Regions from separate parts of the Homo sapiens genome. Here region 1 is linked to region 2. Evidence: chromatin loops called from intact Hi-C (ENCODE). Cell type or tissue: mammary epithelial cell. All regions are shown on one strand. Each heading gives the region's core, and the rest is flanking DNA. Links, peaks and the distances in the headings are about the cores only.

What was found. A loop is a pair of places that touch in the nucleus more often than their neighbours do. Peaks named below come from ENCODE experiments on the same cell type or tissue, not always from the same donor. Only the 100,000 strongest peaks of a DNase experiment are listed, where the experiment ranks them.
Region 1: it touches region 2 in a loop (2.5-fold over the local background); 39 of 110 quality-filtered maps call a loop at or near these places.

The regions. Positions count from the first base shown.
Region 1 is chr12:107,743,305-107,759,294 of GRCh38, reverse strand. PRDM4 (PR/SET domain 4) reads left to right here. Exons shown (of 12, transcript NM_012406.4): 3 at 2,330-2,463; 4 at 5,186-5,371; 5 at 7,086-7,880; 6 at 12,871-13,020; 7 at 14,634-14,752. PRDM4-AS1 (PRDM4 antisense RNA 1) reads right to left here. Exons shown (of 5, transcript NR_120474.1): 4 at 903-1,020. Among named protein-coding and RNA genes, the nearest start is that of PRDM4, 9.8 kb to the left of the region's middle. In mammary epithelial cell, for the core only: no CTCF peak of the experiment used is centred there; DNase peaks (open chromatin) are centred at 9,964 and 10,594; H3K27ac peaks cover 2,010 bases.
Region 2 is chr12:107,689,808-107,705,797 of GRCh38, reverse strand. It overlaps PWP1 (PWP1 homolog, endonuclein), which reads right to left. Exons shown (of 15, transcript NM_007062.3): 4 at 12,899-12,984; 5 at 12,702-12,798; 6 at 9,214-9,324; 7 at 8,201-8,331; 8 at 6,364-6,425; 9 at 2,767-2,863; 10 at 2,052-2,113; 11 at 1,051-1,162. Among named protein-coding and RNA genes, the nearest start is that of PWP1, 12 kb to the right of the region's middle. In mammary epithelial cell, for the core only: a CTCF peak has its summit at 9,845 (motif pointing left); no DNase peak of the experiment used is centred there; H3K27ac peaks cover 257 bases.

The DNA.
Region 1 (15,990 bases), core at 7,441-15,440, 51 kb before region 2:
TTTCTTTAGGCTACAGGGATTTTTTGCTTTTTTTGTTTTTAAGACACAGTCTCACTCTGTCACCCCAGCTGGCGTGTAGAGGTACAGGCAGAGCTCACTGTAGCCCCGACCTCCCCACTTCAGCCTCCCCTGTAGTTGGAACCACAAGCACGAACCACCATGCCTGGCTAAGTTAAAAAAAATGTTTAGTAGAGACAGGGGTCTCACTGTGTTGCCTAGGGACGTCTCCAAGTCCTGGGCTCAAGCGATCCTTCTGCCTTGGCCTCCCAAAGTGTGGGATTACAGGTGTAAATCACCACACCTGGGCTGCTTTATTTTATAGCATAATAAAAACTGTTATTAGCATGCTGTTCTTCATAAGGTGTACCTCATTTGCCAGGTGCTTCTAGCTGTCTTTCTGGTAAGGGTGATGAGTTTGCATAGCTCCATCCGATAAAATAAGAAAATTCAGAATGTCTGTTCTATACAAGGTACTAGGTTGGCCTTTTACATTTTATTGATGTCTTAGAGCTTAGTTTTATGGGATCCATGGCCAGGGATAAGGGTGAAACCTAATAATGCAAGAAACAGGTCTATGTGGAACTTTAAATATACGCCACAATATAAGTAGATAGGCCCTAATGTATTGCAACTGTGTAAAAGGCAATATAGTTCTTTTATTGTAATTGTCTTTTTCTTACTATAGTTAAGAGCTTTGGTTTCTTAAATTAGTTCTGAATTTAAATCCCAGCTCTCCTTACTGGTTATGTGATTCTGGGTTAAGTTTCCTAGCATCATTGAATCTTAAGTTTCCTCATCTTTAAAGTGGGATTAAGAATAATACCTACCTCCAGCCTGGGCAACATAGGGAGACCCCATCTCTGCAAAATAAAAACAAATTAGCCAGGCATGGTGGCACTTGCCTGTGGTCCCAGCTGCTTGGGGGCTGAGGTGGGAAGATCTCATGAGCCTAGGAGGTAGAGGCAGCAGTCAGCTGTGATCACGCCACTGCACTCCAGCTTGCAGCTACTGAGCAAGACCCTGTCTCAAAAACAAAAAAAAAAAAAAAAAAAAAAAGAAGATTAAGAGAGATAGTTACATATAAATCACTTAGCCCAATACATAGCACATGGTAAGGGAGCCATAAATTTTAGCTATTATTATTTTCAGGTTGATTGATAAAATGGCATTGCCATTTTTCAGAATTAAAAACCTATTTAGATTTGATTTCACTGCTAAGGAATATGTAACCTCATTTGATTCCTCTTCTCTGCTTCACCCCCTCCCATACGCAGAGAATAAAGCCCAGTGTAAGGACTGGAGGTCATTAGAGAGCCCCTTTTGGGTAACCTGTTGGCTAGCCTAGTGGTTCTGTAATGTTTATAGTATGGCAGTCTCTAAATTATGATATAAGAACTAATACTTTTTGATAACAACCTTCAGTGCTGTTTTATTCAAATCAGTATTACTCTTATTCGAAAGACATTTGTAATGGCAGTGCAAGATGGTTTGCATAGAAAAGGTGATTCCTAGGTTCTTCACCTTGCCAAAAATAGTCTGTAGTTAAAAAAAAAGTTTGGTGCAGTTAAAAAAAAGTTTGGTGCAATGAAAAACTTTTTGGCAGTGTTTTGCAGTTTGATCTGTGATCTTTCACTTAATAGCTATGTGATTTGGGGCATATGACATGGCCTCTCTGAGCCATAGTTCCCTCATCTATCTTACGTTGCAGTATTGGTGTGAGGATTTGAAGTCATTTTAAGTGAAGTGGTAGCAAAGCTTACATAATGACCCTCAATATTTGGAGGACATTAATATACTGATACAGAATCTTAGTAAACTGTTGCTGAATGGGGAAAATACGATGCTTTTCACATCATCGATAATCTGGATCTTTAACTCCTATTAAAAATGATTAGTAAAATTTACTTGAGTAGGTTAAAATGCGCTGCCTAAAACACTACTGGTTTGAAATAATAAGCCATTTGGAGAAAAATAAATATTATAAAAGATGAAGCTTGAGTGATTTAAAAAAAAACTGTCATTGCCATTGTGCTCTAAGAATTGCAGACTTTGCTTTAGATGGTGTGCCTAGAGTTTCGAACAAGGCAGAATTCAAATCCTATTTCTGCTATGTGACATTGAATTGAGTTTTTAATGTCTCAATCTCAGTTTTCTTATCAGTAGAAAGAATATGGCACTAGCTATCTAAGAGAATTGTTGAGCGTAAAAGTGAACTAATAGTTGGCCAAGTCCCATTTCCCCATCCCCACTGTTTCAGTTTCTTCAGTATCTTAATACAGAGTCATTGGAGTAAATTTTTGCATAACTAGTTGTGTGTGCTCTTTTCTAGGATGAATGAAATGAACCTGAGTCCAGTGGGGATGGAGCAGCTGACTTCATCCTCTGTGAGCAATGCCTTGCCAGTCTCAGGAAGTCACCTGGGATTGGCTGCCTCACCCACTCACAGTGCCATCCCTGCCCCAGGTGAGTGGTAAGGGAGACCTACTGCATTTCAACACTTAACTCTGTTATCAATTCTAAATGGAGTCTAGAAGAGATCAGAGCCCCTTTAAGGGTAGAAGGTAGAAGGGAGAAGGTAAGCAGGCCTGAATGGTGGTTCAACATGTGATAGGTAATGGAAAATAAGGTTTTTGTAGAGGTAGAGTATTAGAATTCTAGTGGATAGTAGCAGCAATTTTTTCTGATAGTCCTCTTCTGAGTTGGTAGCTTTTTGTCCAGAGCTGTAATTAACTTGGCATTTTATTTAGGGCTGCCCATTCATCTGGTTCACACTTCAGTACCCGTTCCCTGGGTTAATAGAAGAGAATCAGTTAAAATTACTCTAATAACTATTCCCAGAGAGCATGGGGAATTGGGCTTTATATTCCACCAGGTTTGAAATTAAATGGCAATAACTGCAAGTGTACCAGGTCTAGAATTAATGTGGAAAGAAGTGTGGTACTTTTACCTGGGGCTTTTACATGGAACGCCTCATGAGCCTCCATACACAGCAAAATCGTATAGGAAAAATTCATTCTTCCTATCCTTTTTTTTTTGAAATGGAGTCTCACTCTGTCATCCAGGCTGGAGTGCAGGGGCACGATCTCGGCTCACTGCAACCTCCGCCTCCCGGGTTCAAGTGATTCTCCTGCTTCAGCCTCCTGAGTAGCTAGGATTATAGGCATGCACCCCTACACCTGGCTCATTTTCTTTTTTTTCTTTTTTGAGATGGAGTTTCGCTCTTGTCGACCAAGGTGGAGTGCAATGGCACGATCTCGGCTCACTGCAACCTCCGCCCGCCTCCCGGGTTCAAGCAATTCTCCTGCCTCAGCATCCCGAGTAGCTGAGACTACAGGCACACGCCACCATGCTCAACTAATTTTTTGTATTTTTAGTAGAAACGGGGTTTCACCATATTAGCCAGGCTGGTCTCGAACTCCTGCCCTCAGGTGATCCGCCCTCCTCGGCCTCCCAGAGTGCTGGGATTTTAGGTGTGAGCCACCGCGCCAGCCGTCACTGTACTTTTAAAACCTTTTTTCTGCCTAGCTTCATTTTCTTATTCTATTGAAATAGAATATAAATGGAATAAATATTCTATTGATTATTACAATGATAAGCTGTCAGTTCTTTAGGATCAATGACATTGTTATGTATTGGACTTTCTTTGTCACAGTAGGAGTTAGTATAAATAAATCTATATATTGTTTAAATAGTTCTCTAAAGAGAATTACTTGCTTAATTAATAAAATGCAGCAGTTAAATAAGATTCATTGAAACTAGGGTCTCTTCACATTTGTTTAAGTGTCCACAAAAGAAATCTTAAAAAATTATTAGTGGTTAACCCACTTGATTGTTTGTAGGCATTCCCTTTAGTGGACACTCTTGTTAAGGTGGAAAAGCCTGTTAAAAAATATTGCCAGCCAGGCACAGTGGCTCACGCCTATAATCCCAGCATTTTGAGAGGCCAAGGCAGGAGGATCACTTGAGCCCAGGAGTTCAAGATCAGCCTAGGTAACATAAGGAGACCCCATCTCTACAAAGAAAAAAAAAAAAATTAGCAGCGCATGGTGGCACACACCCGTAGTCCCAGCTACGTAGGAGCTACATAGGAGGCTGAGAAGGGATGGCCACTTGAGCCAGGAAAGCTCAGGTTGCCTGAGCCATGGTCATGCTACTACGCTCCAACCTGGGCAACATAGCAAAACCTTGTCTCAAAAAAAAAAAATATTGCCCCTGGCAAAAATATGCAAATCAGCACTGACCAAGTTGGTGGGTATTTATTATGATACTTAGCCCAGTAAAAGTCACTTCACTTTGCAAGTACATATAACTCAAAGTAGATATAATCTCACGTTTAAAGCTTTTATTAATCACTAAGTGTAGCATATATACAAAAGATTGTATGAAGGTGTACATGTACAGTTTTACATCTAACTAAACTACGTTGTTTTCCAGGTAGAAATGAAATATTCTCACCATATAAAATGGTAAATACAATAAAGTTTAAAAATACCAAAAAAATTTCATACTATCACTACCTAGGGACTACTCCTATGAACATTTTATGTTTCCATTGTTTTTTTCTCTATATAATTTGTTTTCTTGTATTTAAACTCGGTTTTTAATTCTAAATTAAATATTTTGGCTGGGCATGGTGGCAATCCCCGCACTTTGGGAGGCTGAGGTGGGCAGATCACTTGAGGCCAGGAGTTCGAGACCAGCCTGGCCAACATGGTGAAACCCTGTCTCTAGCAAAAATACAAAAATTAGCTGGGTGTGGTGGTGTGTGCCTGTAATCCCAGCTACTCAGGAGGCTGAGGTAGGAGAATTGCTTGAACCCAGGAGGCCGAGATTGCAGTGAGCTGAGATCACACCACTGCACTCCAGCCTGGGCAACAAAGCAAGACTCCGTCTCAAATCAATCGATAAATTAATTAATTAAATATTTTTGTATTTAAGCGCAATACAGACAATTGGAGTATCAACTTGCCGGTTTAGAACTAACTTAAAAACTATCTTTGGGACTAAGACTACTTTCTTTAGGCTTATTTGTGGATATTTGCACATTATCTAAGGATGAAAAGGGCTAGTAGGTGAGATTTTTGCCCATGTGTAAAAACCTTTCTAAGAGTTTAGCCAGTGGTTGTAGTGAGAATTTTTAATTACCTATTTTCTTTTAACTGAGAAAAAAAATTTTGTTTTGTAGGCCTCCCAGTGGCAATTCCAAACCTGGGTCCCTCCCTGAGCTCTCTGCCTTCTGCTCTGTCTTTAATGCTACCAATGGGTATTGGGGATCGAGGGGTGATGTGTGGGTTACCTGAAAGAAACTACACCCTACCTCCACCACCTTACCCTCACCTGGAGAGCAGTTATTTCAGAACCATTCTACCTGGTAAGTGTTACAGTTACTTGAGATGTTAGAGAAAAAGAACGGCGCCAGCTTTTAAACTTTTATCCTGAAGATATGAATAACACTTTTTTCTGTTTGTCACTATTAGATATTAATCTCTAGGCAGGAAAAGTATCTTTGTTTATATTTATGTACTTTTCCTCTTAGAATGTGGCACATAACACATTAGTAATACAGTTTGACTAAGCTGAATTTCTTAATTGCACATAATTTTTCTTCTTTCTCCTCCAGTATCTCTTTCATTTGGTGTTTATAATTCTACAGCTATAATTTCAGTCAAGCACTATAGTGTCTTGTTATAGTGTCATGTTTTTTAAGTTCATTGAATTTTTATTCTGTTATAGGAGTATTATATGCTTATTGCGGAAAATTTAGCAAATAAGGGAAGGAACCACTCAGTCCCATCATCCATCTTTTTGGTGTACTTCCTTCCTGCCATTTGTTTTGGTGTATAGGTTTTTACCAATTTTCATAATTAAGACCACGGTTTCTTCTCTTGCTCTCTTTTTTCTTTTCTTTTTTTTTTTTTTCTTTTAATGGAGACGGAGTCTCAACTATTTTGCCCAGGCTGGACTGGAACTCCTGGACTCCAGTGATTCTCTCACCTCAGACTCTTGAGTAGCTTGGAATACAGGCACATGCCTGCCTTGAGACCATACCATATTTCATTTCTTTTTTATAAATAACTTTTTTAAAAAAAGAGATGGGGTTTTGGCATGTTGCCGAGGCTGGTCTCGAACTCCTGCGCTGAAGCCATCCGCCCACGTCAGCATCCCAAAGTGCCGGGATTACAGGCATGAGCCACTGTGCCCTGCCCAAGACCATACTTTCTATACGATTGTCTGTCTTTACTTTTTTCACTTTATCTTTTTCTCTGCTGTTACATGGGTATTTTCCTTTGCTGCTACGTGGTTTTCATAATTATCCTTTTTAATGATGCATTACTTTCTACTGAATGGGTATTTGATGGTTTATTATCTTTATTGTTGGACAGTTTGGTTTTTCCAGTTTTTATTACCATTGTAACTAATGCTCTTATGAACGTCTTTATGTATAATATTTACAAAATGGATTTAGAGAAGAGTACCTTAAGTGGAATTTCTTGTGCAAGAGGGTATTAACATTTTTGAGGCTCCTAATATATATGCTTCACAAAGAAGTTTTAGCAGTTTACATTCCCTCTGGCAGTTTAGTAAGTATCATTTCACCATATCCTCCCAAGCACAAGTGTTAATTTTTTTTTGTTTTAATAAAACAGGTACAATTGTGACTTGTATTAAATAGTTTGTGTTATGATAGTTTAATTATATTAAATTATATTTAATTAAGTTTTATTTTTCACATGGAAGATCTGTTTTTAAATCATTTTACCTTTTAATAATTAGGAGAGCAAATTTTACACCTTAGGACTCAGGAATTGCAACCATATGTATATTAAAAGCAGTGTTTTCGTTAGTGATTCCCAGTTAGCTTCAAAGGAACATAGTTAACTTTTTTAGGATTTTCGAGTTTTACAGGAAAAACTCAATTACGGTATATGTATGTTGCTATTTATAAAATAGTGTGTATCGATTAAATTAAAGAAGCAGGAGATTATTTGAACTTAGTTATGTTTGTAAGGAAATAGCGTCTAGTGCTTGGAATTCTTTAATAATGTACTAAAAGTCTCTGATATCTCATCTTTTCCTTTTCTCAGGCATTTTATCTTATTTAGCTGACAGACCACCTCCACAGTACATCCACCCTAACTCTATAAATGTTGATGGTAATACAGCATTATCTATCACCAATAACCCTTCAGCACTAGATCCCTATCAGTCCAATGGAAATGTTGGATTAGAACCAGGCATTGTTTCAATAGACTCTCGCTCTGTGAACACACATGGTGCCCAAAGTCTTCATCCCAGTGATGGCCATGAGGTGGCCTTGGACACAGCAATCACTATGGAGAACGTTTCTAGGGTTACCAGCCCAATTTCGACAGATGGAATGGCAGAGGAGCTTACGATGGACGGTGTTGCAGGCGAGCATTCCCAAATCCCAAATGGCTCCAGAAGTCATGAACCTCTGTCTGTGGATTCTGTGAGCAACAACCTTGCAGCAGACGCTGTAGGACATGGTGGTGTGATACCCATGCATGGGAATGGCCTGGAGCTCCCTGTGGTCATGGAGACAGACCACATTGCAAGTCGGGTCAATGGCATGTCTGACAGTGCCCTCAGTGACTCCATTCACACTGTGGCCATGAGCACCAACTCTGTAAGCGTGGCACTCTCTACCTCACACAACCTTGCCTCCCTAGAATCTGTTTCCCTCCATGAAGTTGGCCTCAGCCTAGAACCTGTGGCTGTCTCCTCCATCACCCAGGAGGTTGCTATGGGGACAGGTCATGTAGATGTATCTTCAGACAGTCTTTCTTTTGTATCACCTTCACTGCAAATGGAAGACTCCAATTCAAACAAGGAGAACATGGCAACCTTGTTTACAATTTGTGAGTGTGTTTAGCCTTTCTTTTTTGGAAATATTTGTAAAAAGGGCCACCATCCCTAACAAGTTAAGTCGTAAAGTTTGGCATTAAGGGAGTATAGAAAGCAACTAGACCTTGGAACTTTTCTTTGCCTTGGTATTGTCCTTTATATTAATGTGGTGCCTTTTCTTCAAGTAAGCCAAATGATATACATACATTTAGTTGGTTCTTAGAGCATCCTCCTGAAGAAATGAAATGTGAAGTAGTCATTTTTGTATTTTGCAGATAAGCTTAGCACATGCGGTAGTGTGTGCCTGTAGTCCCAGCTATTCTGGAGGCAGAGGCAGGAGGTTGCTTGAGCCCAGGAGTTTCAGGCTATAGTGTTCTGTGATCCCACCTGTGAATAGTCCCAGCTATTCTGGAGGCTGAGGAAGAGGGTTGCTTGAGCCCGGGAGTTTCAGGCTATAGTATGCTGCGATCACACCTGTGAATAGTACTGCACTCCGGCCTGGGCAACAAAGTGAGACCCTGTCTCTAAAAAACAATCATAGTGATAATACAATATTTTTTTAAAAAAGGTAAGTTTAGCCCAGTAATAGTTAAGGTATTTCCCAAGGTTTCACAAATAGAGAGTTATAGGGGTAAATTCTAGTAAAGCTGTTTGTGACATGCCTTGTGAAAATTATTCAGTCACTTTTATAACCCCATGGAAAAATGTAGGTGGATATAAACCAATTTTTTTCTTTGCTCAGAGTGCATATAAATTATTATTCTTGGGCGTGTAAAAGTTTTTCTTATTGGGCAACAACAACAAAAAACAATATAAAAACAGTTGATTTACTGGTGTCACTGTGTTTCATTCATGCAGGAAACATGTTGAGTGCTTATTTTAATTTATTGATAGGGTTTCTCTGTCGCCCAGGCTAGGGTGCAGTGGTGCGATCACGGCTCACTGTAGCCTCGACCTCCTGGGCTCAAGTGATCCTCCCACTTTAGCCTCCCGAGCAACTGGGACCCCAAGTGTGTACCACCACACCTGGCTAATTTTTAAATTTTTTGTAGAGATGGGGGTCTCACTGTGTTGCCTTGGCTGGTCTTGAACTCGACTCAAGCAATCTTCCTGCTTCAGCCTCCCAGAGTGCTAGGATTACAGGTGTGAGCCATCATGCTGGGCTTTTTAGTGCTTACTATGTGGCAGCCTCTGCTAGATGCTAGGGATAGAACGATCTACCAAGAGACAGTATGTGTACATACCTTTAAGGAGCTTACAGTCTGGTAGGAAGCATAGGAGACTGTTACAATATAGGATAATAATAAGTGTGACGATGGGGTGAAGTGCATTGGTACTAAAGTAGCCTGAAGGGGAGCAACTAGCCAGGCCATGGAAGGGTCGGGGAAGATTTAACCAAGGGAAGTAACATACATGTTAGCACAGACCTTAAGGACAAGAAAGATGTGGGCAGTTGAGAGTCAGGAAGACAGGAGCTGGCACCTGTAAGTGCCTAGAACCAAAAGAATCATGAGTGTTTCAGAATTGCTGAAGCATAAAATGAGGGTGAAGAGAGGGGTCATGTGGTGAGAGGAGAAGTAGGAGCCAGAACACAAAGGCTCTTTTAAGACCGGTCAAGAGTTTTAGGGAGTGAGGGTTGGGGTAGGGCTTTGCTGCAATGTGAGAATAAATTTGTTAAGAGGCAAGGAGGTGTGGAAGATATCATAATTTATGGGAAAGGTGATGATTCTCACCAATCTAGAGTAGAGGTAATTAGGATGCAGAAGAGTGGAGGACATTTGCAGAGAACCCAGTTGAGCTTATCGATTGGATAAAGTTGGAGGAGGGAAGCATTAAGGAGAAAACCCTGGTTTCTGGCTTCTGAAACTAGGTAGATAGAAACTAGGTAAGTAGAGAAGGCCATGTGTTGGCTCACACCTGTAATCCCAGCACTTTGGGAGGCTGAGGCAGAAAGATCATTTGAGACCAGGAGTTCAAGATCAGCCTGGGCAGCATAGTGAAACCCTGTCTCAGGAAAAAAAAAAAAAAAAAAGCAAACAGAAACTAAGTAGGTAGGGTAGTAGTGAAAGGCAGAGGAGGATATGATTTTGATTTTTATTATTTTGGGAGGAGTGACGATGAGTCAAGTTTTAGACATGTTGATTTCAGTGTCTGTAAGACACCCAGTAGAGATGTCTAATGAAAAGTTGTGTGTGGACCTGAGAGAGATCTGTCTGGAAATATTTAAGAATCATCAACATTAAGATGTTATTTGTGGCTGTAGAAGTGGAATGAAATCATCTAGTAAGAGTGTGGACTGAGAAGAGGGCTAGGGATATCAAGATATAGCAGAAGAGGAGCTTCCAAATAGACTCAACGGGAGCATCAAAAATAGGAGGAAGCCCAGAACCATTCTGTGCCACAAAATCCAGCCCATGGAGAGACTAGTTTTAACCTTTTAAAGTCTCAAATTTAGAGTTTTAAAATGTTTTAATCGAAGAATGTAATGAATATAAGGCTAATTTAGCAGAAGGTAGGAGGTGGCCTAAATAAGCTTATTGATTTTTTTCTTAAGAGGGCAAATGGAACCTCTTCTAAGTGTGTGTGGTTTATAATGAGATATAATTTATGTATACATTTTAAACGTGCAATTTAGTGGTTTTTTTGGTGTATTTACAAGGCTGTGCAACCACCACCACTGTCTCCTTCCAAAACATTTTAGTCACCCGGTAAAGAAACTTCATAACCATTAGTCACTTCCCATTCCCTCCTTCCGCGTATTCTCAGCAACCACTAATCTACTTTCTGTCTCTATGGATTTGCCTTTTCCAGATATTTCATATAAATGGAATCATGCGATACTTGGCCTTCTGGATCTAGTTTCTTTCTCTTCGCATAATACTGTTCTGTCTCATCCATGTTGTAGCATGTATTTGTACTTCATTTCTTTTTAGAGCTGAATAATCTGTAATATGGATATACCACATTTTGTTTATCCATTTATCAGTTGATGGACATTTGGGTTGTTTCTGCTTTTTGGCTACTATGAATAATGCTGTTATGAACTCTCATGTACAAGTTTTTGTGTGAACATCTGTTCTTGGATATTTAGGAGTAGAATTGCCGTATGTTTAACTTTTTGAGGAACTGCTTTCCAAAGTGGCTGTGCCATGTTACCGTCCTAGCAGCAGTGGATGAGGGTTCTAATTTCTCCACATTTTTGCCAACAGTTAATTTTTTATTTTTATTTATTTATTTTTTTATTTTTTTGAGACAGAGTCTGGCTCTGTCACCCAGGCTGGTGTGCAGTAGCGCAATCTCAGCCTCACTGCAACCTCCACCTCCCGGGTTCAAGCCATCCTTCCACCTCAGCCTCCCCAGTAGCTGGGACTACAAGTGCTCGCCACCATGCCTGGCTGATTTTTTGTATTTTTGGTAGAGACGATTTGCCGTGTTTCTACCTGGTCTCATGCGTTCGAGACCAGCCTAGGCAACATGGCAAAACCCTGTCTCTAGCAAAAGTATTAAAAAATCAGCCAGACGTGGTGGTGCATGCCTGTGGTCCCAGCTACCCAGCAGGCTGAAGCAGGAACGCCACTGCACTCCAGCCTTGGTGACAGATCGGGACCCCGTCTTAAAAAAAAAAAGAAAAGACAGATAGATGACTGTGGTTCTAAGGTTTATGTATTCCAACTATTTTGTGAATGGTTGTGGAGTTTAAATGTAATGATTGAGTAATAGTATCATAAATACTGTTCCTTAGCAGAGTGGAAAGTGTAAAGAATAGAGCAGAAGATTTACGGAGGAGGACACTCATAAGCTTGTGAAAGTGAAGTTGTAGTAAGAATAGAGAACAATATATAAAGGGAGCATCCTCTCTGCCAATGCAGAAAGAAAGACCATATGAAAAATAAGAAATTAAGAATTTTAAGCAAATAATGTCTGCAAGAATACAATTCTTCTGCCCTTTGAAAGAGCAGGCTGCAAATTGTTTTTGTCTTAAGAATGTGTCCTCAAAACTTGGTTGACCATCTTGTTTATAGTGAAGCAAAAGAGTACAGTGGTGTAGCTGGCTCTGACGCCAGTGTCCTATGTTCATAGCATAGGTCACTGGGGTCAGAGCCAGCTGTACCACCGTGGCCATATTTTGGCTCTGCATAACTAACAGCATTTCAACTCAGTTTCCTCTTACAGTTCAGAATTGGAATCTTTTGGACTTTAGGGCATCATACCTAAATGTACGATCTACTTAATGTAAGGGATAATGTACTTGATTGTTGAAGTAATATGGTGCTATTTTTTTCTTTTATTATTATTTTTAATTTTTTTTAAACAGATGGGATCTCACTGTGTTACCCCAGGCTGGTCTTGAACTCCTGGACTCAAGTGATCCTCCCTTCTCAGCCTCCCAAACTGCTGGGTTTACAGGCGTGAACTACCATACCCAGCCAATTTTTCATTAGTGTTTCTCTTATGCACTGAATAGGAAACTTGTCCTGTTGGATCAAAAGAAAAAAAATCAGATCTTACTGAAGTCTGAAGAGTGGTGTAAGAGTAGGTATATATGTTAGTGTAAGGAAGTGAGTCTTTGATAAGAATATCTCTATTAGAACCGTGCTTCTTACTGGATACATTTTAGTAATTAGCATTTAAATTAAAACCTGGGGCTGGGCATGGTGGCTTACACCTGTAATACCAGCACTCTGGGAGGCTGAGGTGGGTGCATCATCTGAGGTCAGGAGTTCCAGACAAGCCTGGCCAACATGAGGAAACCTTGTCTCTATTAAAAATTCAAAAATTAGCTGGGCATGGTGGCACACGCCTGTAGTCCCAGCTATATGGGAGGCTCAGACAGGAGAATCGCTTATACCCGGGAGGCAGAGGTTGCAGTGAGCCAAAATCGCGCCATTGCACTCCAGCCTGGGTGCAGAGCAAGACTTTGTCTCAAAAAAAAAAAAAACCGTGGTGGTAATTTAGCCTGCTTGAACTAAACCCATTTGTATTGCTCAAATTTGCCATCTACAGGGTGTACTCTGTGTGACCGCGCCTATCCCTCGGACTGTCCCGAACATGGACCAGTGACTTTTGTTCCTGACACTCCAATAGAGAGCAGAGCAAGGCTTTCTCTCCCAAAGCAGCTTGTTCTCCGTCAGTCAATTGTGGGAGCAGAAGTTGGTAAGAACCTTGGAACTGTAAAACACTATTACATCTCTTCTTCCTTTGTAGCGTAGAGTTGTAAAAGTGGATGTGTATAATTTAGTAATTATTTGGACCAAAAGTCAATTTATGGCTTAAGATTTATGCTTTTATGGAATATTAGTCTTGTCCACTGATGATAGCAATAAATCAAGTCAAAAACTTTATTGGGAAATCTCTCCTTTGTTAGAATCAGTATTGAGTAAAGCAAAAAATCCTAGACTGAGTCTTTGAAGATTTAACTTTTATTCTCATCTGTCTCATCCACTAACAATTATTCTAACAACACATTTCTTAAAACTTAGTTTCTTTTATAGAAACATGGAAAATTCACCTTATGACACAACTTTAGATCAAATGTTTGTAAATTATATAATGCTCCTTAGATAAAAGGAATAAAGAATGTAGATTGCCAGACTTTACTTACCCATATTTGAATTTAGCATGGCTTCTGAGTTACTGCGACATTTCTTTGGAAATATAAAATTAGGTTCATTATTCTTTTAGCTGCAGTTTGGGTGTGAGTCATTTCAAAGCATCAAACAGTTTAGGTAAAATAGAGCAGTGCTTTAAGCACAAAAGATTTTAGAAGTCTGATTTATTTCTATAGTAATTGCTTTATATTTTTACAATAGAATAATGTTTTCTGTTATTTTTTATTTATTTATTTTTAAGAGACTGGGTCTCACTCTGTTGCCCAGGCTGGAGTGCACTGGCCTAACATACGGAGTACAGTAACTCGAGTGCAGCCTTGACCTCCTGGGCTCAAGCAATCATCCTGCCGCAACCTTCCAAGTAGCTGGGACTACAGGCATATGCAATCATGCCCAGCTAATTAAAAAAAAAATTTTTTTTGTAGAGACAGCATCTCACTATGTTGCCGAGGCTGGTTTCGAACTCCTGGCCTCAAGCAGTCCTGCCTTGGCCTCCCAAAGTGTTGGCTCATTATATGTGTGAGCTACAAACTTTTTTATATTTAACTCCAAAATAATGTATTTGGAGAGACATGAAAAGATTCCCTTTGGATAAAACTAGGTTCAGGAATTCCTGATATTTCTTCTTACTCAGCATTTATTGTGAGCCCTATGTTATCTGTTCATTACATTTTATATATTTACAGGGCTAGGACCCACAAGGCTTAGTCACCTCTGAGGAATGCTAGCATATTGTTTTTTTTATTTTTTTATTTTTTTTGAGACAGAGTCTCGCTTTGTCACCCAGGCTGGAGTGCATTGGCCCTATCTCTGCTCACTGCAACCTCCGCCTCCTGGGTTCAAGCAATTCTTCTGCCTCAGCCTCCCAAGTAGCTGGGACTACAGGCGTGCGCCACCACGCCCAGCTAATTTTTGTATTTTTAGTAGAGACCGGGTTTCACCCTGTTGGCCAAGCTGATCTCAAACTCCTGACCTCAGGTGATCTGCCCACCTCGGCCTCCCAAAGTGCCGGGATAACAGGCGTGAGCCACCACGCCCAGCCTACATATTGGTTAAATTCATTGAAAATAAGATTCTTTGCATGGGTGAAGCACCTCTTTCTTCTGTATCTTGCTGTTTAAATCATTGATTGTGTAGTTGGTGTCCTTCCACTGACAGGTGTATGGACTGGAGAAACCATTCCTGTGCGGACTTGCTTTGGACCTCTAATTGGCCAGCAGAGTCACTCCATGGAAGTAGCAGAATGGACAGACAAGGCAGTTAACCATATCTGGAAGGTCAGTCCTGATGAAACTTTTCTGTGGCTTTTGGCTGTTTTTCTTAGTAAGAGGTAGTTAAAAAGTTATGATAAAGTCAAAATCAGCCAGAACTGATACAGTGCCATTCACTGGTCAGTCATTTATTTCACGTACATTTTTTTAAATGTTACATTCATCATTCTTGGTAGCCAAATTATAACATACAGCAAAACACCAGCTACTGGAAATAGAGGACAAACTGTTTTTGTCTCTGTTTTGTGAGTTAATCCAATTATTTTAACCATTTAATGCATTTGAATTACTTGTGACTGCTGAGGCCACAGACTTTGTTTGTATGATAAAAGTCTTACTTTGTAATTAAAACATTCCTCAAATGTTTATCTTAGGAAATAATTCTGGAATAAGAAGCTAAGATTATTTTTCTAGTTTTCTTTTTTTTTCTTCCTTGAGATGGAGTCTTGCTCTGTTGCCCAGGCTGGAGTGTAATGGTACAATCTTAGCTTACTGCCACCTCTACCTCCTGGGCTCAGGTGACTCTCCCACCTCAGCCTCCCAAGTAGCTGAATTTACAGGCACTTGCCATCATGCCCAGCTAATTTTTGTATTTTTGTAGAGACGGGGTTTCCCCATGTTGGCCAGACTGGTCTTAAACTCCTGACCTCAAGTGATCTGCCCACCTCAGCCTCCCAAAGTGCCGGGATTACAGGTGTGAGCCACCGCACCTGGCCTATTTTTCTAGTTTTCTAATGAGGGGTTAGAAATACAACATTTTCACATAGATATCTATTGGGAATGATGCTTGCGAAATTGAAGTAAGGAGAAAATGGGTCTTGTGATCTTTGGAAAGGTAAGGTACCACTGTCATTGGGAACTTTAAATTTGGAATGCTAGGCCCAAGTGGGAAAATCATGACAAGGGATGATCCTCTGCCCTTAATGGACATTCAGTCATTCAGTGCCTACTGTGTGATAGGTGATGAAGACAGGTGGACAGGTAGACTGGTTTTTTGTCTTTTCCAGGCAAAGGTTGAATAATCAAAAACAAAGTCAGTCTCTTCACTGAGCACTAACTGTAGGTCTCTGATGGTCTTTATGTATTGCTGGAAATAGGGAGAATGTTGAAATGATAGCATGTTGGAGAAGTAGGAATATATTTTCCCACTAAGAAAGCTGGGACCTACTGCAAATGAGTAAATGAGGTGATTGCTGGCCTAAGTGTAATGTAGTGCTTTATTGCATGTCAGTGCATTTGACATG
Region 2 (15,990 bases), core at 5,078-13,077:
TGGAACCAACCCAGATGTCCATCAATGATAGACTGGATTAAGAAAATGTGGCACATATACACCATGGAATACTATGCAGCCATAAAAAAGAATGAGTTCATGTCCTTTGTAGGGACATGGATGAAGCTGGAAACCATCATTCTCAGAAAACTATCTATCGCAAGGACAGAAAACCAAACGTTGCATGTTCTCACTCATAGGTGGGAATTGAACAATGAGAACACTTGGACACAGGAAGGGGAACATCACACACTGGGGCCTGTCGTGGGGTGGGGGGAGGGGGAGGGATAGCATTAGGAGATATACCTAATGTAAATGACAAGTTAATGGGTGCAGCACACCAACATCGCACATGTATACATATGTAACAAACCTGGACGTTGTGCACATGTATCCTAGAACTTAAATTTAAAAAAAAAAAAAAACTCTTTCTCACCTTTGCAAAGCACTACATATTTACTTCAGGAAAACTGGGCAACAAATTTAACTAATCTTTGCTCTGGATGAAAGCTGGGCTTTTCTTTTTACATGTACTGAAATGTCAGTGGAATCTTTGGATGCTATGTGGAAAATCATTGTCCTCCTTAGATAATAAGGGTATTTAGACAGAGGTCTTATACTTTTTTTCCTATTTGGGAGATAGTGCTACAAATTAACAGGTTAGCATTCTCATCACTAGAGATCCATTTAAGCATGAGGATTTAAAGAAAAGAATATCATCTTGGACTGATTTAGCCATTAAAAAAAACAAAAAATACTAACTATGCTTAGTATTTCAAACAACACTACAATAAAATGATCAAAATCATTAAATAAAACGTGGCACACTTTGGAATGGCCGGCAACCAGCAAAATCATTTACATGTTCACTGCTTTTTAAGTAAGAGCCGTTCTCTTATTTAAAAAAAAACACCTTATGCTTTCAACCCTAAACCCAAATACTTCATACTGTTAAAACAGAAAAAGCTTTTCAGATAATTCTCTCTACTATGGAATTTAAAAAGTCATTAGCAACCTAGAAAAGCAAAACAACAACATTCGTACTCTTACCAAGAAATGACAAGGTGAAAAGTGATTCCAAGTCACTCTCTCTATCTGCCCACTGAATCGCCACATTCGATGGCTTTCATCTGGACTTCGGCAGTCATACAAAGCCACTGACCTAGACACATTCAGGCAAAGTTAGGGTTTTAAGAGTTCAATTCTCCTATATGTTTTATTTATAATGAAATAGTAATAAAATAGCACTGTGAAATCAAGATTCATTTAAAGCCTGTTTTAAGGTTCTAAATAAAGTAGAAAAAAAATGAGCTGAGTTTCAGTAATTGGTGGATTCTGATCTTAACACTTGAAGGCACTGGTGCCTCTAACGTTACAGTGGTTTTGACCTTCTCCAGGTCAAATCTTCCACTCGCAAGAAGAATCCTCTCTATGTCCAAAAGCCCAGGACAATTTCTAATTTCCCCTTCTCTGGCCGAGCTCAGAGCCAGGTTACTCATGTCTTAGGCACACTTACTCTCCATAAGCAGTTTATCATGTTAGGGGAAGCAAGGGATGCACTTTTGTAATTCTGCGTGAATCACAAGAAATGTAAACATATCATGCTTCAAGAGGATAAGAAATGAAAATAAAGACTGCAAAGTTGGTTTTGGCTTCTACTATCTGTTTCTCCTACCTGTAGACCCAATCTGTAAAAAGGAGCACTGATATGAGCTATAAACCCCGTGGTTGACCACAGTGGCCCCAGTTCTTCATGTCTCCCTATATCCATGCCCTCTGTCATGTGACATGGAAATTCTTCCCATAAAGGCAAAGTACAGCCTCTAAAAGCCAAAGAAGTTGCTAGTTCCTACAGTTATATTATTATGACAGAATCATGTTCCGTTGTAGACTGAAAGGACCAGAGTTAAAAGGAAAAATAAGTAGTGCAAATAATTTAAACATAAAGGTGGCCTCAAGGATACATTCTGCCTGGGTACCAAGTGATACTCTTAAAATGACTTCTAGAGGATAAAAACAGAGTAGCAATCATTCTTGCTGTGCTTTCTTACTTATCATATGAGCCAGAAATCAGAGTCTGTGCTTCAAATGGATGAAACTGCAGTGTTTGGACCTAAAGGGAGGAAACATAAATGCAGAGATCTCTGTTGGTTTGCTTTTCGTAAAATTACCTAACATGTGGTAAGAATCTATTTGACAGTATTTCTATAAATGCGTCCCTCTGAAATACAGTAAACAAAAGAAACATAAATGTACTGCATAATCAAAGGGCAAACCATGCTCCCACATAAAGGCTGGCACTTAAAGAAAATGTAGTTTCCCCAAACTGTTTGGCAGAATACTTAGTCCCTCAAATGTTAGAAGATACTCAGAAGAAAAAGGGAAGTAGTCAAACCCATCTGGTGAATTCCCCATGCTCCAGAAGTCCCAAAATAATCTGCATTAGATTCCTGGGGAATAACACAGTAATGGGTGTTACCATTGTGACTGACAGACCTCATCCTTTTTTAGGAGCCTCTATAAATATGTTACAGGGCACTAATGTTCCTAGTAACCGTACCTTTCTGTACCCATTTTTTCATCTCTAAGATGGGCATTATACCTACCACACAGGGCTTTGTGAAAATCCTAAGAGATAACATGTGAAAGCATGCCGCAAGCCAGATAAAATTATTTTCAAAGCCATATATAAACGTTTGGGATTATTTTTAGCCAATATTTGTGTCCGATTTTTAAGAACCGCTGTGATCAACTAAATCACCATACCTTGTCTGTGTGTACAGCGAGGCTAGCTGCTGGTTTCCCCAAGGACATATCCCACAGAATTACAGTGTTGTCAGCTGATGCACTTGCTAAAACATTTCTGAGAAAGGGAAGAATCCAATCAGGTAATCTTTTAAAAGTCAAGAGCATTAAATATGAGAAAAGGATTGCATTTACAATAGCATCAGAAAGAATAAAATACTTAGGAATAAATTTAACAAAAGAAATGTAAGACTTACATAATGAAAACTACCGAAGATTATGAAAGGAAACAAGAGTATCTAAATAAGTGGAAAGAAACCCCATGTTCATGTATTAGAAGACTTAATAGTGTTAATATGGAAATATTACATCTACAGATGGAGCTATAAACTGATCTACAGATTCAACCAATCTCTTTCAAAATCTCTGATGACTTTTTTCTTTCTTTTTACAGAAAGTGACAAGCTGATTCACAGCCAGGCACAGTGGCTCACACCTGTAATCCCAGCACTTTGGGAGGCTGAGGCACGTGGATCACTTGAGGTCAGGAGTTCAAGACCAGCCTGGCCAACATGGTGAAACCCCTTCTCTATAAATACAAAAAATTAGCTGGGCATGGTGGCGCATGCCTGTAATCCCAGTTACTCAGGAGGCTGAGGCACGAGAATAGCTTGAACCCAAAAAGCGGAGGTTGCAGAGAACCAAGATCACGTCACTGGACTCCAGCCTGAGCAACAGAGTGAGACTCTGTCTCAAAACAAAACAAAACAGGATGTACTACTATTATTAGTATTAGACTTAAAAAAAAAGTGACAAGCTGATTCTAAAAATGCAAGGAACCTAGAATAGCCAAAATAGTACTGAAAAAAAGAACAAAGTTGGCAAGTTCATATTTCCTGGCATCAAAACTTACTGAAAATCTACAGCAATCACAACAATGTGCTACTGGCATAAGGACATACAGATTAATGGACTACAACTAACAGTCCAGAAATAAACATTTATAGTCACTGGTTTTTGACAAGGGTACTAAGGTAATTAAATGTTCAATGGGGAAAAAAGTCTTAACAAATGGGGCTGGGCGCGGTGGCTCATGCCTATAATCCCAGCACTTTGCAAGGCAGAGGCAGGCAGATCACTTGAGGTCCGGAGTTTGAGACAAGCCTGGCCTACATGGTGAAACCCTGTCTCTATTAAAAATACAAAAATTAGCCAGGCATGGTGGCATGCACCAGTAATCCCAGCTACTCAGGAGGCTGAGGCAGGAGAATCACTTGAACCCCAGAGGTGGGGGGTGCAGTGAGCTGAGATCACACCACTCACTCTAGCCTGGGTGACAGAGTAAGACCCTGTCTCACACAAAACAAAAACAAATGGTTCAGGGACAAATGAATCATCCTCATGAAAAAGAATGAAGTTGGACCCCTACCTCACACCATACACACAAAAAAAACTCAAAATGGATCATAGACTTCAATGTAAGAGCTAATACTATAAAACTCAGAAGAAAACATACATGTAAACCTTCATGACCCTGACTTAAGCGATGGTTTGCTAGATACAACATCAAAAGCATGAACAACAAAAGAAATAAAGTAGACACCATCACATGAAAAACCTGTGCTGCAAATGATAGCACCAAGAAAGTGAAAAAACAACCCACAGAATAGAAGAAAATATTTGCAAATCATGTATTTGGTAGTAGGAGTTAGTTTTAACTCCAAAAATTCAACATCAAACACAAAAAACAGGCAAAGGGAGGCCAGGCTTGGTGGCTCATGCCTGTTATCCCAGCACTTTGGGAGGCTGAGGTGGGAGGATCACCTGAGCCCCAGAAGGTCAAGACTACAGTGAGCAGTGATTGTGCCACTGCACTCCAGCCTGGGTGACAGAGTGAGACCCTGTCTCAAAAAAAAGTAAGCAAAGGACTTGAAAAACATTTCTCCCAAAGAAGATACACAAATGGCCAATAAGCACAAAACAAAGATGCTCAACATCACTAATCGTTAAGAAATGCAGATTAAGCCAGGTGTGGTGGCAAGCCCCTGTACTCCAAGTGACTTGGGAAGCTGAGGCGGGGGGATTGCTTGAGCCCAAGAATTTGAGACCAGCTTTAGCAACATAGACCCCCATCTTACCTTAAAAAAAGGGGGGGAAATGCAAATTAAAACCGCAATGATATACCACTTCATACCCATTAGGATGGCTATTATGAAAAACAGAAAATAACAAATTTTGGAGACACTAGAGCCCTTGTGTGCATTGTTGGTGAAAATGTAAAATGGTGCAGCCATTATGGAAAATAGTATGGTGGCTCCTCAAAAAATTAAAAATAGAATTACCATAAGATTCAGTAATAACGCTTCTGGGTACATACTCAAAACAACTGAAAGCAGGGACTTGAATATTTGTACACCCACATTCATAGCAGCATTATTCACAGTATCCAAAAGGCAGAAGAAGCAATCCAGGTGACCACACGTAAATGAACGGGTAACATACATTACATACAATGGAATATTATTTAGCCTTAAAAAGGAAGAAACTCTGACACTTATTGGAACATGACTGAACCTGAAGACATTAAGTCAAATAAGCCAGTTGCAAAGAAGTAAGTCTGTATGATTCCATTCATATGAGATGCTTAGTCAAATTCATGGAGACAGAAAGTGGAGTGGTGGTTGCCAGGGCTGGGGGTGGGGGAAATGGGGAGTCAGTGTTTAAAGGGCAGAGCTGCAGTACGGAGATGAAAATGTTCTGGAGATGCATTGTGGTGATGGTTGCACAACTCTGTGAATGTACTGAAAGCCACTGAACTGCACACTTAAAAATGGTAAAAATGGTGATAGGATTTGGCTATGTCCCCACCCAAATCTCATCTTGAATTGTAGCTCCCATAATTCCCATGTGTTGTGGGAAGGACCAGGTGGAAGGTAATGGAATCATGGGGACAGGTCTTTCCTGTGCTGTTCTCATGATAGTGAATGGGTCTCACAAGATCTGACGGTTTTATAAAGGAGAGTTCCTCTGCACATGCCCTTTCTCCTGCCTGCCACTATATAAGACATGACTTTGCTCCTCATTTGCTTTCTGCCATAACTGTGAGGCCTCCCCAGCCATACAGAACTGTGAATCAATTAAACCTCTTTCCTTTACATATTACCCAGCCTCGAGTATGTCTACATTAGCAGCATGAAGACAGACTAATACAAGTGTTAACTTTTATGTTATATGTATTTTGCCATAATTTAAAGAAAAAAGAATAAAAGAGTATGTGGTGAGATGTGAAAACTAAACAGAGAAAAATGTCTCCTGGGAAGAAACACAATCCTACTGCACCATGGGCACTGCCAAACACCCTGTTTTTTTCCAGTGGTGGTGGAGAGAGGGCACTTGGTCACCAAACATGCAATGAGCACCCACAGTGATGAGCTGGCAGGTGACCTGGAGGATGCAAAGAAACAGATGACAGAGCTCCTGCCTGCAAGCAGGGCATCCTACAAGAAAGGAAGATAGACACAAAGGTCCACAGCACAAATAAAGAGATGAGTGTAGGCATGAGGTAAGATCACAATGGCTACAGTCTTTTACAATCATTCAAATGTTATTTCTTTTTACCTGATTAGCTTATTCCATGAAAGGTCAAGGACAGCATCGGTATGCCCTTCTGCTGAGGAACTCTGTAATAATTGTTTTAATTATTTTTTGTATTAAAGTCCCCCTCATAATAAAACTGAATATATTAATCTGCAAAATTCTTTAAACCTTAAGATTATTTTGTTTTGTTTTGTTTTGAGACGGAGTCTTTGTCTGTTGCCCTGGCTAGAGTGCAGTTGCACGATCTCAGCTCACTGCAACCTCCACCTCCTGGATTCAAGCGATTCTCCTGCCTCAGCCTCTCAAGTAGCTGGGATTACACGCGCATGCCACCATGCCCAGCTAATTTTTATATTTTTTGTGGAGACAGGGTTTTGCCACGTTGGCCAGGGTGGTCAGGAACTCCTGACCTCATGATCCACTCTCGGCCTCCCAAAGTGTTGGGATTACAGGTGTGAGCTACTGCACCCGACCTATTGTTTTGATATTATATAAACTTTTGAAGAATAAAATAAATAAAACCTTGTCTCCCTGTTAGAGACTCATGATTAATTTCATTACAGGGGCTGGGTGCAGCGGCCCACACTGTAATCCCAGGACCTTGGGAAGCTAACGTGGGAACATCGCTTGAGGCCGGGAGTTCGAGACCAGCCCAGGCAACATAGCGAAACTCTGTCTTTACAAAAAAGTCAAAACTTAGCCAGGCATGGCAGCATACGCCTATAGTCCCAGCTACTCAGGAAGCTGAGGCAGGAGAATCCCAGGATCTCTTGAGCCTAGGCGTTTCAGGCTGCAGTGAACTATAATCGTGCCACTGCACTCCAGTCTTGGGAGACAGAGCAAGACCTTACCTCTTTAAAAAAGAAAAATAAAGAAAAAAATTTCATTACAAGGAACAGGGAAGAAACTATAGTAGTTTATTTTTTTAGAGACAAAATCTCGCTCTGTCACCCAGGTTGGAGTGCAGTGGCACACAATCATGGCTCACTGCAACCTCAACCTCCTGGGCTCAAGCACTCCTCCCACCTTGGCCTCCCAAAGTGCTAGGACTATAGGCGTGAGCTACTATGACTGGCCTAGCAGTTCTTTTTTTTCCCTTGAGACAGAGTCTCGCTCTGTCACACAGGCTGGAGTGCAGTGGTGTGAGCTCACTGCAACCTCTGCCTCCCAGGTTCAAGTGATTCTCCTGCCTCAGCCTCCCAAGTAGCTGGGATTACAGGAACACACCAACATGCCTGGCTAATTTTTGTATATTTAGTAGAGACAGGGTTTCACCATGTTGGCCAGGCTGGTCTCGAACTCCTGACCTCAGGTGATCCACCCGCCTCAGCCTCCTAAACTGCTGGGATTACAGGAGTGAGCCACGTGCGTGGCCTGGCCTAGCAGTTCTTAATCTAGGTACTGTAATTATACAAGTATCAATATAGCTCCCAACCCTCATAAAACCTAACGATTTTAAAAGCTGCAGGAGTTAATACATGGATAATTAGAATTCAACATGATAACAGAAATTTTTTTAAAGTTCAAGGTTGGTATATCTGTATAAATAGCTACTGTATTTGGAGGAGGCTCATAATCCGAAAGTCCTTCATCTATAGTAGCTATTCATATTAATATACTAGCTTTGAACTAGTTTTGTGTAAGAAAGAACAACATGATAATGGAGGTTTTATGTAATCAGAAATAAGTTTTCTTTGGATGGCCTTTTCAAAACTAAAAATTACAATAATTTCATAACTACCTACCCCATCTCACCAAGAATACCTGATTGAAAAAGTGTACGGTCTTACCCTTCACCCCTACTCCCGAGTAAACTTACCTCTGTCATTAGAGTTTAAATATTTATTAACTTCTTTACCTTCTTTCCTTTCTTTTTCTTCTTTTTTGAAAGTTTACTTCCGAGTGTGAAGACTGGCTCTAAAGAGTCCACTATATCAAGGTCCCACACTTCAATAACAGGGGTCATGTTTCCTACAGCAATGTAATTTCCTATGGGAGGAAACAATGCATGTATGATTACACAAAAAAAGACATACAGAACTTCTAATCAAATACATTATACTGTAGATTAACTGAAAAATGCTTTAGAGCAGTGCTTCTCAAACTTATATGCATATGCGGCATCTGAATGTTACAAATGCAGATTGTATTTCAGGTGGTTCTGGGTGGGCATTTCTAACTAGGTCACAGGTGATAACCATGCTGTGCTGCTGCTGGTCTTTGGGCCACAATTTGAGTAGGAAAGGCTCAATCTCTTGGCCCCAGTGTTTTCATTTATATAACGAGAATAACCCTCCTCCCGTCCTCCTTCATGGGGTGCTGTGGGGATGAAGATCAGATCAGATCATGAATGTGAACAAGGTGTGCAAACAAGACGTAAGACAGTATAAACAGTGTTTACCTTTATTAAAAAGTACGGACAGGGGCAACTAATAGTGTGCAGATGTGGTTACAAAGACTAACATGAAAACCTAATTACTTGTGACAAGCCTCTTCATTTCGGTTTTAGCTTATGTTTTCTAAAACAGGTTATGCCACTGAACTCTAGCTGGTAACATCTCACATATCAGGCCATTTATACTGAGTCTTTATGGGACCTTTACAGTTCTACAGTCCAAAAGGCTTCAGGCCCTGTCCTTCAGCCTGTAGTAGAGCAGCTACCTCCTTAGCCTACCTGAAGTCTGGGGATTTATGAACCCCAAACAATAAAGTGATGGTGTGTTAAGAACTCTATAACTTCATAAAATAACAGTAACTTCAGAAAATATCAGCAACAATTCTGAAAACATTCAAGAGAATACATAATTTATGGAGCTAGGAGAAAATACATAAGACTGGAAATCATTGAACAACCTTAAGTTTTCTAATTACCAGTAGAATCATCTGGGCTAGGATCAAAATTCAGCCATTCCACACTCAGAGGATATGCAGACAAGAGTATATCATGGTGTACATAAAAAGAGTCTTCTTCTTGATTATAAACTGAAAAGATTGGGAAAAGAGACTTTAATGTATCAGAATGAGTCATCAAAAATCACATCCCGCTCAAAAAAACAAATTCTATTAAATGTACGTGAGCCATGTGCTTTAAAGTGAGACATCTGATATTATAAAGAGATTCCAGGCTGGGCGCAGTGGCTCGTGCCTGTAATCCCAATACTTTGGGAGGCCAAGGTGGGCGGATCACTTGAGGTCAGGAGTTCGAGACCAGCCTGGCCAACACAATGAAACCTCGTCTCTACTCAAAATACAAAAATTAGCTGGGTGTGGTGGTACGTGCCTGTAGTCCCAGCTACTAGGGAGGCTGAGGCAGGAGAATAGCTTGAACCTGGGAGGTGGAGGTTGCAGTGAGCTGAGATCGCACCACTGCACTCCAGCCTGGGCGACATAGTGAGACTCTATCTCAAAAAAAAAAAAAAAAAAAAAGATTCCAATATCATGACTAGGCAAAAATTCTGCATGTCTAATACAGTGCCATCTTGTGGCATACCCCACAGGAGAAAATGAACACTGACATCTGATAGTCCACCTGCATCCTTGTCAGATAAATGGTCCTGTCTTCTAGGTCATTCATAGAAAACAAATGTTCATAAGTTCATAATGTTCATAACTACAAGAAGTAGTTATTATTTTATCTTTTAATGGTCTAGCTGATTATAAGTCAAAAAGAACAAACCAAAAATAGCATGGGAGAGAAATAATTCATATTTGGAAATCTAAATGCTTATCAAAAATTACTCTTAATATTTTTAAAAAAGGTTTATGAAGATGAACAATGTAAACAAAGCTCCTGAGGACATACTTTTGGAATATGGCAACAGCTCCTTAATATTCACAGCTGTAATGTTAAGCAGCAAAAACATTGTAAAATCAATGAGTAAGAAGTCTTTTAAAAATTACACAGTGAAACACTGATAAAACAGAACCCACTAGTCAGAACCCCTCCCCATATGCTTTGTATTAAGAAGGAGGTAAATATATAATAAATTAAGGATTTTATTTTTAATTCCTCAGATTGCTGCTTCTGGAATAGATCCTGGGATTAGCAGATTTGTGTAATGCTCTATCACATCCCTGTGATGAGAATTCATGTTCAAAATTATTAGACTGTGGTTCTACAAAAACCTCAACCATGTTCGATATACTCAGCTTACATTTTACATAAAATTGGTAATAACTTTTTTTTTTTTGAGATGGAGTCTTGCTCTGTCGCCCAGGCTGGAGTGCAGTGACACGATCTCAGCCCACTGCAAGCCCTGCCTCCCAGGTTCACGCCATTCTCCTGCCTCAGCCTCCCGAGTAGCTGGGACTACAGGCGCCCGCCACCACGCCTGGCTGATTTTTTTTTTTTTTTTTGTATTTTTAGTAGAGACTGGGTTTTACCGTGTTAGCCAGGATGGTCTCGATCTCCTGAACTCGTGATCCGCCCGCCTTGGCCTCCCAAATTGCTGGGATTACAAGCATGAGTCACTACGCCCAGCAACTGGTAATAATACTTTAAAATATACTCTTAACCACGTGAGATCAATATTCGGATCAGTTTTAGAATATAAATTTGAAGTTATTCTTGCACACACATACTGGGCAATTTGGAGATTCCTTCCAAACCCAAATAATAAAGTATATCTATAATAACCTAACTGAGAAGGAAATGGAAATATAACAGCTTTAACTTCTTTCTCAGCTCCTCTTTGATCCTGAGTTCAAAGGAATGACTGTTAAGTTCTCAGGTAAGAATGCATAAAAAAATCGATGATGACAAAAAAAACTCTAATAGGTTCTCAATTTTTTGAAATTAGAATTGGTCTTAAAAGCAAAGTAAACAAATGGTTTTCATTTGAAATATGTAAAAGTTCAAAGATATCAAGAGTTAGAAAGAATAATTTCACATTAAAGTGCCTGCTATGCATAAACAGATCACAATGAGCCATGAGATAAAATGGGCCTAATCTATAGGCTTCCCACGGACAGCCTTAAAGATTCTGAAGAGGTAACAGAAATCCAAGCTAATCAATGGAAGCCATGATGAAGCAACCTAGAAGATGGCGATAAACATTAAGCCTAAGGGTTTTATTTTTTCAAGCTGTGCAACTGTGTTTCCTATAACAAAAGGACTTATCAGCCTAATAATCTCTTCGAATCTTCAAAGTTTCAAGACGATCTGAAGACTGCTGGGGGAGGAGAGTATCGGGCAAGGATGGACTTGTCTGAGGATATGAGCGCAGTGGAAGGGACAAGAAAAACAAAACGGAGAATCTGTAGGCAGAGTGCGCCAGACATTGTGCAAGTCTACTTTTAGCATATAAAAAACAGATTTTACATTAAAAACACCAAAGTGAGGCAAGCCATTCAATTAATATTAAATCAAAAACAACATTTAAAAATACAATTTAAAAATTCCTATTTTCATGCCTACTTCTGATTACTGCAAAGCATCCGCTTCTGGCTTTGATACAAATATTCCTTAAGTAAGAAAGGTGATCACGATGTTTTGGTTCCAAAAAAGAAACGTGGCCCTTTGTGTTGAATTATTAGGAAGAAAATAAAATGTTTTGCAAAGGGGAAATATCTGAAATAACTCTATTTAAAAAACATGAGAAAAACCTGTCTATCCAGTATAATCCACATAAAGAAAAAGTAGCCAGAAAAAAAAATTGAGTAAAAAACCAAGGTGGCAAGTTATTAACTCAGGGAAATGGGATTATACATTTTTTTCTCCCCTAGAGATGGGGTCTTTGTCACCCAGGCTGGAGTACAGTGGAGCAAACAGAATCACAGCTCACTGTAGCCTAGAACTCATGGGCTCGAGCAATCCTCCCACCTCAGCCTCCCAAAGTACTGGGATTACAGGTGTGAGACACCGCACCCAGCCTTGTATTTTTATATATAATTTTACTTCCAGGTTTTTTATAGCAGGAGTAGGAGAGGAGTGAAAAACAGGCAATCACATTTAAATAAAAGATTAAAAACCTCTATGAGGCCAGGTGTGGTGGCTCACACCTGTAATCCAGCACCCAGCACTTTGGGAGGCCAAATCAGGATTACGTCAGCCCAGGAGTTCGAGACAGCCTGGGCAACACAGTGAGACCCTGTTTATATATAAAAACAAAAAAAAACACCCCTATGAAAAATTTCCAGGGGATTTATTTCCATAGAAAATTCAGATACCAAAGTGATGTACTGGACTACACATACCCAGAACAATAACCAAGAAATTGGCCACCTGTGTAAAAGTTAACTATGTAACCAACTTAAATGAGATACAATAGGATCTGGCACCTAAAAATGAAATGGTAACTATTTCACTTATTATTTTACCATCACTTAGAAAATCTTTTAATAAGGGATTTATCACTTACCATGCACCTCTAAATTGCACTGGTCCTGTTCAGCTCGGCCACAAACTATAAGATTATCACTGGGCTTAATCAAGAAATCTTCACGTTCATATTGTTCCTAAGTGAGAGGAAAAAAATGTCATTGACTAGAAGCAGAGAGCCAGTAAGGTTTTTTGAACACTTAAGAGCATAATTAGAAAAAAGATGTAAATACTTACTGTATCTTTCAGAGTAACGTAAGGATCTTGATCATTACTCCCGTAGACCGTAAGACCCAAGAGAGATTCACCAAGAGTCTCAGCATCTGTAAGAAAAATTGACAAACTACAATAATAAAATAGTCATCTTGACAAAAACATATTTCCTATGACATCCATTCTTGGACTTAGATGCAATCATCTATTTTATAACTAACTCTGGATCATCTAGAGTTGGGAAAGGAAACTACGTAAGCAGCAGCAGGAATTTAAAAGCCATTTTTGTATTTGACCTTTGGAATGGATTTCAGACAGTCTTGGAATTCACAATCTTCCAATGAAAGAACTGTATCAGGGAATTAGACCCTTTTAGAAAATATGAGAACTCTCTTGAGATTCTCTAGCTAGCTCCCTGCATTCATGATTGAAGGTGATACGGAGAGGCAGCCTTGAGGACCTGGAAATAAAATGACCCTGAAACACTGAAATCAACATAATAAATAAGGGTTGCCTGGTCAAATAAAATTGAGAAATGACAGGTTTCAAAAAATTAACCAGGTTGCTCTACTGCACGTGTTCTGATATGCTAATATGCCTTATTGGCATATGAAAAAAGAAATGCAGTATGCTTTTTCCACTGAACTTAAATTATTCTTTTATGGCACATCTACGATGGTAACAAAGGATAACTCAGGAAAAGGAAGATACACTGAATTGTTAGAGGAAGCCACTTTAAGGAGGCAGGACTGATAGGTCTTAAACATCTGATATGCAACAGAGAAAGCAATTTCTGCTACACGAGAAAGAGCTGATTCTGAATGCCATCTCTCCAGGCTGGGTTATTTGTTTCTCTGTATTTCTATGGCACTCTGTCCCTAACAAGGTTGGAGCCCATAACCCAGAGTCCAATAGAAAAAACTATCCTCTGCTGGACTGTATCTATAGAAAAGATGCAGTGAAAAGAATGAAGGCTTTAGAGCCCGAGAGTGGTCAAAACTCAGCACCGTCTTTCACCAGCTGTGTGCCGCTGGTAAATGGAGGTAATGATTCCTTTCTAAGTACTGCAGATAATGAAAAATGAAGTTAATAGTAATCCATAGGACAGATGGCCAAGCGAATGAGGAAAACGGAGGAATGAACATCTAGATGGAAAAATGGATAAATGACAATAAAAATCAATTCAGATGGAGTGAGGAAATCAGGGTTACTTCTTGTCTGAAAGAAAAGAGGTACACCAGCGATAATAAGATGGAAACCAGACGTACCAATTCTGGAAGAGAGTTCATCCACTAGGATGATGCTAAACTCCCAGCTACCTCTGCAATCCCTTTCTTCCATGTCCTCCTCCTCATTCCTAGTGCCCCAAGCCAGGCCCTCATTGCTTCTGGCCTAATTTATCTTAAGTTTCTGCTCCTCTAAGAGATTCACCCTATCTGCCAACCTGTTCTCCACTGTTGCCAGAGTTAACTTCCTAAAGTGTATGTTCCATTATTATGTGTTCCATGCTCAAAAACCTTTAATGATTTCCTCTCGCACAGAGAACACACAGATTGCTAAGCCTGGTATTCTAAGTTTACTGGGACCCAATTAAGTCTTTCTTCCAGACTTCCCAGCAACTGCCCATCCACCTTCTCTGTGCTTCACTCATGCAGATCAACTTGCCGAGCATTTCCCCTCCTTTGGGTCTTTTTCCAGGCTGTATCATCACATACATCAGGTCAAGCTCAATATTGCTCTGGCACTAAAGGCTTCCTATAGTTTGTCACATTCCACTGAATCTTCCTCTTACTTGGCTCAGTTCTGCCTCCACAATGTTATCTACTGTGCTCAAACATGCCCTGCCTGAGGCATCCAGGACAAGACAGCTAATTGACTTTGGTCAATCCCATCTCTACCCAGAGCCTACTTACTCATTTCTCATTGCCTGTCTGTTGTTTACTGATCTTCCTGTGCCCAACACAGACCATGTCTCATGTCCTATTCTTTCCACACTCCAACTACACTGCTCTTCCAGATACCCCACAGTGCTCACCATCAACCCGTACATGTCTGATTTTTTTTTAAATGTTGTATTATAGAAATTTTGAAAAATGAACACAAGTGGAGAGGGCATCACGAACCTTGAATTACCTTGCTTTAACAGTTAACACTATTTCCTCAATGTCATTTTCGACTCTCCCTCTCCCCATTGCTGGAGTTTTTCAGGCCGAGGCAGGCGGATCATGAGGTCAGGAGATTGAGACCATCCCGGCCAACATGGTGAAACCCTGTCTCTACTAAAAACACGAAAATTAGCTGGGCGTGGTGGCATGTGCCTGTAATCCCAGCATTCGGGAGGCTAAGGCAGGAAAATTGCTTGAATTAGGGAGTCAGAGGCTGCAGTGAGCCGAGATTGCACTACAGCACTCTAGCCTGGGCAACAGAGCAAGACTCCGTCTCACACACACAAAAAAAAGTATATTATTTTACTCAGCATTTCAACGATATTCTAACAGATACTGATATTTTTAAGTGCCTGATTATAACTTTTTTAAACTTTTTTATTATTTAGACATGGTGTCTGTCATCCAGGATGGAATACAGTGTGATCATAGTTCACTGCAGCCTTGAACTCCTGGGCTTGAGCGATCCTGCTGCCTCAGCCTCCCAAGTAGCTGGGATTAGACATGAGCCACCACGCTCAGCTCTGCTATGTCTTATGTAATATTTTAACCATCAATTTAACAGGTAGTTGTGATTTTACTTTGTTGCAGATAACATTTGTATTAAGAGTTAATTTTTGTTTCCGATCATCTACATTTTGATTTTATAACTTGGGAGTAGCTGATTCTAGCTGTCAGGAGTCCCTTCAGCTCCCAAATATGCAGACTAACTGGGATTTACAAGTTAAGTAAATAACTTACTTAACCTGCTCAGTGTGCCAAATGCCTATTTCTCAAACCCCAAGATTAGGAGTTAGTGCCACCTAGGGTAGCACATTCCAAAAGAAACAAAGCGAGCTTTGTCAGCTCCTTTTCCATTTATCGTTATACCTACTTTCCCCAGAAGAGCAATATAGGTAGTTGTCATCTCAGCTCACTTTATTCCCCACGAGGCTTTCTATACAAACTTCT